Regions from separate parts of the Homo sapiens genome. Here region 2 is linked to region 1. The links are chromatin contacts, found by Hi-C or POLR2A ChIA-PET in ENCODE. All regions are on one chromosome and are shown on one strand. The core of a region is the stretch at or near the end of the contact, and the rest is flanking DNA. Distances in the headings are between cores, read along the strand shown.

What was found. Hi-C counts contacts between places; a loop is a spot of excess contacts on that map. ChIA-PET counts read pairs that join two places held with the same protein, here RNA polymerase II (POLR2A). Pooled maps may share reads with other maps.
Region 2: a loop to region 1 is called in a pooled map, with 3 times the contacts of the local background. The contact joins two enhancer-like sites. A Hi-C loop is called at or near these places in 5 of 50 pooled maps. POLR2A ChIA-PET finds 5 or more read pairs at or near these places in 3 of 52 experiments (AG04450, MCF 10A and Panc1).

What each region holds. Positions count from the first base shown.
Region 1 is chr11:134,013,844-134,017,924 of GRCh38, reverse strand. The region is part of intron 1 of LINC02730 (long intergenic non-protein coding RNA 2730); the gene reads right to left. Among named protein-coding and RNA genes, the nearest start is that of LINC02730, 7.7 kb to the right of the region's middle. Within about 2 kb of position 2,209, at least 2 of the 41 ENCODE cell types and tissues checked have a DNase peak (open chromatin) inside an H3K27ac peak, as active enhancers do.
Region 2 is chr11:134,137,369-134,141,300 of GRCh38, reverse strand. JAM3 (junctional adhesion molecule 3) reads right to left here. Exons shown (of 9, transcript NM_032801.5): 2 at 1,385-1,450; 3 at 531-644. Among named protein-coding and RNA genes, the nearest start is that of SNORD153, 12 kb to the left of the region's middle. Within about 2 kb of position 1,305, at least 10 of the 41 ENCODE cell types and tissues checked have a DNase peak (open chromatin) inside an H3K27ac peak, as active enhancers do.

The DNA of each region.
Region 1 (4,081 bases), core at 960-3,459:
AGGATCCACTGGACTCCCTCCTGGGAGCGGTCGTTGTGTAGCTAGAGGTGGGAAAGTAGAGGGGTTAAAGGCTGCCTTCCTTTGTCTCGCCAAAGGGAAATCCCTGTAAAGCAATGAAATTGTGATGAGCTTTGAAGAGGGCTTCTACCCACTAAGAAGCCAGTCCTGAATTTTGATGCGATGTCACTTAGCACAGTTCCTTCCCACCAACTGTTTGCTATGACACCATGGAGCTAAATAGCAGAGCTGCCGAAATAACAGTTGAGAGAGAGAAGTAAGAGGCATCAGCAAGGGAAAAAGATTTTTTAAGCAAGGAACAGAATGAGACAGCAATCAATGAAACAGACAGAAGCAAGATGTCTGTTCCAGGTGGCGAGAGGCAGAGATGTCTTTTGTGTGACAAAGAAGTCTAGGATGCCAGCCATGCACTTGACAGAGGGCAGTGACCATAACTGTCTGCATTCGAGACTTCTCAGAAACGTCCACATCTTCCATCATGTTACCTTCTTATGAGAAGGGACAGATACTAACATCATTTTATATGTGAGCAATAGCGGAGAGTTTTCATACGTGAGTGCAGATACTCATCTGGTACCCAACCACAATGCTTTCTGGCTTGGCTGTGCTGTTCAACCAGTGCCACCGTATTTGAGGGAAGAAGATGCAGTGGGTTTTCTGGATATAGGAGGGGAATGCCGACAGGTGGTTGGCACAAATATTTGAAACGGGAAGGGCTGTGACAAGATCCTGCCTCCCTGCAGTGCCACTCAACATCCATCACTGTGAGGGAGCAGGCAGGTCCACACGCCCTATCACCTGCCTTGTGTTTAAGAAGGACACAGAAGATCTGGGCATGAGGACCGTAACAGGGTTGGCATCTCCCTGTTCACCTTGTGATTTGTCTAGGTGCATGAATAAATATGCAGGGATAGCTATGTATTTCTATGACATAATCTCCTCTCTTCTTTGGACAGGAGAGGTCTCCTCCAACAGTGGAGCTTTCTCAAGAGTCTTGGTTCTCCTGCTATATTTTCTTCTCTCTCTCTCCCCCCACAGCCCCACCCTTTCCATGCTCATCAAGTGAAAAAGTTTCCATTTAATTCAAGCAAGGGATTGTCTGTGAGCCTGCATCCTGCCAGGGACATAATCTATTCTTTTTTGTGGCATCAGAGGAGTCCAAGACTCTACCACAAGTAATTGAGAAAGTTGACCTGGCAGTGACTAGTGATGTAACCTTACAAATCCTGGGATTCGCCATCTGGAATTACATTCTTCTCAAACTGGACAAGACCTCCAGAATCATACAATGTCAGAGCTTGAAAGCTAAGGACGTTCACTTCAGCTCCTTATTAAATAGAAGAGGAAACTGAGGTCCAGGAGTGCTGAGTGGCTTGCTACTTAGAGTCACTCCTTCCTCTATGCTCTTCCCATTACTCCAACTCATCTTTAGCTCACCCCACTCCACTGCTGGGTATACTTGTGTTTGAGCCATCTCTCTTCTTCCGAAACATCTCATAAGGGAAAGGGCTTTTAAGCCTAGTATGTAGGAGATGACTAGCATCTCTCAAGCCCTTAAGACAGAACATGACATCCCAACATCAGCAAAGTTTTCTTTCCATCTAAATTTGCCTTGCTGCCATACTTCCTAAACTTTTTGAGTGAAGAGAGAGGAAAGGGATCTCCATGCTTACTTATTTTTCCATAGGTGTCAAATGGGCAACTTTGCCCTCCCTGTGGCCCGGCCCCCTCCTCTGGTGTAGCATTCTCTTGTTGAAGTTAAAGAATCACAACTTCCAAGCTCATAAGCCATGTGCTTAGCATCCTAAAGTCAAATAGAGGTTAGTCCATTGGAGAACTGACTCTTTGCTTAATGACCAAAAAAGTAATATCTTTAAGAGCCTTCCCTTTCATTTCATGCCAAAGTTATTAGGCTAGATCCAGCCTAGGGTTCTGGCAGCAGGCATGCCAGAGAGCAAAACTGGGACAGAGAGCAAGATGGGGACCCTCTTGAGGGGGGCTGTAGGACAAAGGTATAGTGGGCAGATTTCACGGGAGCTCCCCAATTTTCTACCATGCAGTTCTCAGTACATGGCCATAAGCATCTTGAAAAGCATTTGTGAAACTGCCAAGAAGCCAGGCTAAAAATACCCACAGAACAGTCTGGATCAAGGAGAAATGCAGAGCTGGGCGTGAGGGCTCCGTGGAAGGTGTGAGACTCAGTGCAGCAGCCAGACTGCAGCGCCCACCTCAGGCTCCTGCTCCAGGCAATGAAGCCATGGTGGACTGGATGTTGTTGGGGAGGAGTGGATGCATCTGGGTTTAGACCTTTTGTTTTATTTTTGAATCGGTCCAGTCCAGCAGTGCAGCAAGGGTGTCTAATGACACACTAAGGGCACCTAGCATGTGCTCTTATAGTTCCAAGTCCAAGCATTCACCTGCTTCTTGGGAAAATAGCATTCTTTATGAAATTTTTTTCATACATCTAAAGAGAAAGTCATGTTTGAAAGATGAACTAGGCTGGGCGTGGTGGCTCATGCCTGTAATCCCGCCAAGGCGGGTGGATCACCCGAGGTTGAGAGTTCGAGACCAGCCTGACCAACATGGAGAAACCCCATCTCTACTAAAAATACAAATTAGCTGGGCATGGTGGCTTATTGCATTCTTAAAGATTAGCCATTAAGAATGAATGCTTCTTCCTTAAATATTCCACACCCTTTTCTTTTTAACTTTATTTTAAAAATTATTAATTTGATTGACAAAAATTGCATATGTTTTTGATGTACAACATGATGGGGTTTTTTGTTCTGTTTTGTTTTTGAGATAGAGTCTCACTCTGTCGCCCAGGCTGGAGTGAAGAGGTGCAATCTCAGCTCACTGCAACCTCTGCCTCCTGAGTAGCTGGGACTACAGGTGTGTGCCACCACGCCCGGCAAATTTTTGTGCTTTTTCAGTAGAGATGGGGTTTTGCCATGTTGGCCAGGCTGGTCTCGAACTCCTGAACTCAAGTGATTCACCTGCCTCGGCCTCCCCAAGTGTTGGAATTACAGGCGTGAGCCATCACATCCGGCCTGTGATGTTTTGATACATTATGGAATGGCTAAACTGAGCTAATTAACATACACATTACCTCATATATTTATCACTGTGTGTTGTGAACACTTAAAATCCCTTAGCAACCTCCAAGGCTACAGCGCATGATTATTAACTGCACTTGTTCCTCCTGCCTCACTGAGGTCTTGGACCCTTCGGCCACCAACTCTCCAGTGCCCCCATGTGAGGTGTTTGGGGCTTTGCAGGGGCTCCCAGTGCTCCTTATAATGGCTGTAACTTGGCTTTGTCTGCTTATGGTTCTCTCTCTACACCATTTTTAGGCTCCTTCTTCTAACACTTAATCTAATCATGTGCCCCTGACAAATATTATCGCTAGTCTGCTTTTTCCAGTTTTTTGTTCTTAGTTATCAGGAACATTTTACATCAGAACCCTCCTGCCTCTCTCCCAGGGTTGCCAGCAGCAGTTCCGTCATGCTTAGGCTCTCGCTTTTAGGCAGGGGATACACTTCCTTGGGTGTTTCCAAATTTCTCTTTGAGACAGCACCTTGCTCTGTCACCCAGACTGGAGTGCAGTGGAGCGATCATGGCTCACTGCAGCCTTGAACTCCTGGGATCAAGCAATCCTCCCACCTCAGCTTCCCCAGTAGTTGGGACTATAGACTTGTGCCATCCTGCCTGGCTAGTTTTTGTATTTTTTGTAGAGACAGGATCTCACTATGTTGCCCAGGCTGCTCTCAAACTCCTAGGCTCAAGCGATCCCCCTGCCTTGGCCTCCCAAAGTGCAGGGATTACAGGCATGAGCCACTGCACCTGGCCTTGTTCATGTTTTTAAATAAAAATTATTATTTGAGACAAAGACCTGTCTTTGAGGAATCAAGTCTAAAGATGGACAGCATGATATGAGCAACCATCCGTAGGACACAGAAAACTAAGTTAAGAAAAATAAAATGAGACATTCAGTATTTATATAATGCATAGATCAAGGTAAGTGTGTTTGTCACCCTGATGTAATTTGTTTAATCTGTCCCTG
Region 2 (3,932 bases), core at 56-2,555, 120 kb before region 1:
CTTCACACCGCACCCAGAGAGGCCACTTTGGGGAGCCTTCCCTGACCACCATCCTCCCACCCGGGAGGATGTCACTTCAGGGTACACCGTGTTTTCTCCCCATCGGCAACCCCAGCACCAAGCCAGAAACACAGTGGGTGGCTCAGTCCATTTGTGCTGTGCCCTTGCTGAAACATATGGTCCTTCTCATTCACTCACCTACATCACTCACATCAGGATCATGAGAAGATGGCCTAGGAAAATGTTCACTTTGATTCCCCAAAGAAATGGGGCTGTGAGCAGATTAAGATCCTAGCTAATGAACTGCACTTGTTGATGCTGGGGGACAGGGACAGGGAGGCTTGATATACCATTTGCATTACTTTTGCATATATTTGAAATTTTCCATAATTATAAATCTTTAAAAAAAAAAAAACGGTCCTAGCTACAGATGCAGGTTACCAGTCTGAGGTAAGTTTCTGGCCAAGAGTGTATACCCAGGTCTATGGACAGAGGAAAGGTCAGCAGGCAAGAGGACTACAGGATCATACCCTGAATTTTGTTGTCAAAAAACACATATGTGGTTTGTTCATCTTGAATTTTCTTCCACTCGATCCTGGGGTCACTTGTCTGCGAATCCGTAATGATGCAAGACAGTTCCACACCTAACACGCAAAGAAGAAAAAGAGCTCTCGGTGAATGTGGAGTGCTTCTACGTTCAGCTGCACCCAGACCCTGCAAGCTCTAATTCAAGAGGCCTTTCATGCAGATTAAAAACGTAGCCAACTCCACACTCCAAGAGACTTTGAGAAAGGATTTTTTGCCAGAAAAACAATAAAGATAATTAGCAAGGATTTTACTACATAGTGTACCCCTCCCTTAAACACCCTGCTTGTATATAAGAAATTTCTTGGCCAGGCGCGGTGGCTCACACCTGTAATCTTAGCACTTTGGGAGGCCAAGGAGGGTGGATCACCTGAGGTCAGGAGTTTGAGACCAGTCAGGCCAAACATGGCAAAACCCCGTACAAAAATCAGCTGGGTGTGGTGGCGGGTGCCTGTAATCCCAGCTACTCAGGAGGCAGAGGCTGCAGTGAGCCAAGATTGCGCCACTACACTCCAGCCTGGGCAACAGGAGCGAGACTCCATCTCAAAAAGAAAAAAGAAATTTATTTGTTGTGTGATCACAAAGCCAGGCAGGAGTGCGATGACAGCTGATGGAAAACTGCACAGGGCTCACTGCCGGCCTGCTGATGCCATGCTTCCAGGCCTGTGCACCGCAGAGCAGTCCACCCGGAACATCTCCCTGGCACACTTACAGAGACAGATGTGTCCTGAGTTGGCTGCAAGACATCAAATGTCCAGTAGATGGTGCCCATTATCCTAGGCATTTCGTTTGTACTTACTTTCAAATTCCTGTACCACTGGGGTTCGATTGCTGGATTTGAGATTTACAGCCCCTATCAGGCAGCCTGAAGGAGAAAGAAAAGTAAAATCAGAGACAATGTATCTCAAACGGCAGAGAAACCTTGCACTGAGGTCAGGTTTTCCCGTCTGCGTAGGCTATGGTTACTAACCACAGAGGATGGAAAAATATTCCACAATAAAGTCTCTTAGGTAAGCCAAGTTAACTGCTTTCTCTCTCAAATCTGACCTTCACTGGAAGGAGCCAAGGGAAAGAGAAGAGTTCTAAGAATTCCTTCTCCTTTTTAGTCCCAGAACAAAGCCCTCAGAGCTTTAAAGCCTTTGTCTAAGCATTTCCTATTGACCCTTCGACACCTCTCCTCCCAGACCTGCCCGGGCCTTCTGCCCTTTCTCCCTCCATCTTCCCCTCTTCCCCAGGCTTCCAATCCTGCACAGGCACCCTCAGTGGCACGTGATATGGGCCAGACTCTTGGGCTGGAACTCTTCCCTTCGGGACGGCATCAACACTCTCTGGGTATGGTTATCAACCAGCTAGGAGTCCACCTCGCTGTATGAGCAACCCGGTGGTTCCAGTCCACGAAGAAGTTTTCACCGGTCTTTGTTGAAATGAGAAAAATAATAATATAACACGGTAATTTTCACGAAGCTGAGTTTATATCATTGATGAAAGCAAGATAACTAATTGCATGGCAATCCCTTTCAAAACTAGCATCTGATTCCTTATGGGTTTGGGCAAACATCAGAAACCTGTTTACCATGGTCTCAAAATTTCTCAACTAATCTTGGAGAGAAGATCAAGTAGGTACATGGACTACCTACAAAATATTATTCTTTAGCTGCCATGCCTCTAATAAAACATGCCATCCCCAAAGAAGGCCTTCATACAGAACACCTTGATGAAGGTCTCTGGGTCCTGGCTTATGATAACCGCTAAAGAAAATCACAGAGCAACTCTGCTCCAAGCTGCTTTAACTCCTTGCATATTGGGCAGCCTCACACAGCCCATTCTTTTCCTTTATCTTCTTTAATGGCCCAGCTACATGGATCTTTTCTTTCTAAATAGTCAGATTTCACTAATTCTAGCAAAAGCCCTAAACAATAATTCAATAAAAAGGGATGGAAAACAGAAGTGTAATATACCTGAATTGCTATTGGTTCCTAAAACACTTCCACAAAAAGTTATAGAACAAAGGACAAGTGAAGATAATGTTATTTTGTTTGGATAACCATGGCTACTCCCTCTGGGAGCCAGAAATACATACCATGCATGTGCAGCCCCTTCTACTTCTCCTTCAAAATGAAAGCGCCCAGTGATGCACTAGTAAAGAATGATATGTGAGGCTCCGAGTCTCTACCAAGGCCACACGGGCTCCTTCTAAGGAAAGTGGCCACAAACATTTCTCTCAGCATGAGCACCACGACTTCGACGAGACACCACCACTGGCTCTAAGGGACTATTGGCCATAAACATTTCTTCCAGTATGAGCACCACGACTTCGACGAGACACCACCACTGGCTCTAAGGGACTAGTGGCCATAAACATTTCTCTCAGCATGAGCACCACGACTTCGACCAGACGCCACCACTGGCTCTAAGGGACTATTGGCCATAAACATTTCTTCCAGTATGAGCACCACGACTTCGACGAGACGCCACCACTGGCTCTAAGGGACTATTGGCCATAAACATTTCTCTCAGTATGAGCACCACGACTTCGACGAGACGCCACCACTGGCTCTAAGGGACTACTGGCCATAAACATTTCTCTCAGTAGGAGCACCATGACTTAGACGAGACACCACCACTGGCTCTAAGGGACTATTGGCCATAAACATTTCTCTCAGTATGAGCACCACGACTTTGACGAGACGCCACCACTAGCTCTAAGGGACTATTGGCCATAAACATTTCTCTCAGTATGAGCACCACGACTTCGACGAGACGCCACCACTGGCTCTAAGGGACTATTGGCCATAAACATTTCTCTCAGTATGAGCACCACGACTTTGACGAGACGCCACCACTGGCTCTAAGGGACTACTGGCCATAAACATTTCTCTCAGTATGAGCACCACGACTTTGACGAGACGCCACCACTGGCTCTAAGGGACTACTGGCCATAAACATTTCTCTCAGTATGAGCACCACGACTTTGACGAGACGCCACCACTGGCTCTAAGGGACTACTGGCCATAAACATTTCTCTCAGTATGAGCACCACGACTTAGACGAGACACCACCACTGGCTCTAAGGGACTATTGGCCATAAACATTTCTCTCAGTATGAGCACCATGACTTCGACGAGGCACCACCACTGGCTCTAAGGGACTATGACCAGAGATCAGCTCTGGCCCAAAGACCATCAAGGACCTGAGAGGTGAGTCATGAGAGCACTGCTCACCTGGATGATGACTGGACAACCCAATCACATCTTTTCTCTTAAGAAGTATGAAGCCAAGAGAAATAAGAAAATGGGAGAGCTTATAGTCTAGAGAAATAGAAGTACATTATAAGGAGATACAGGCTG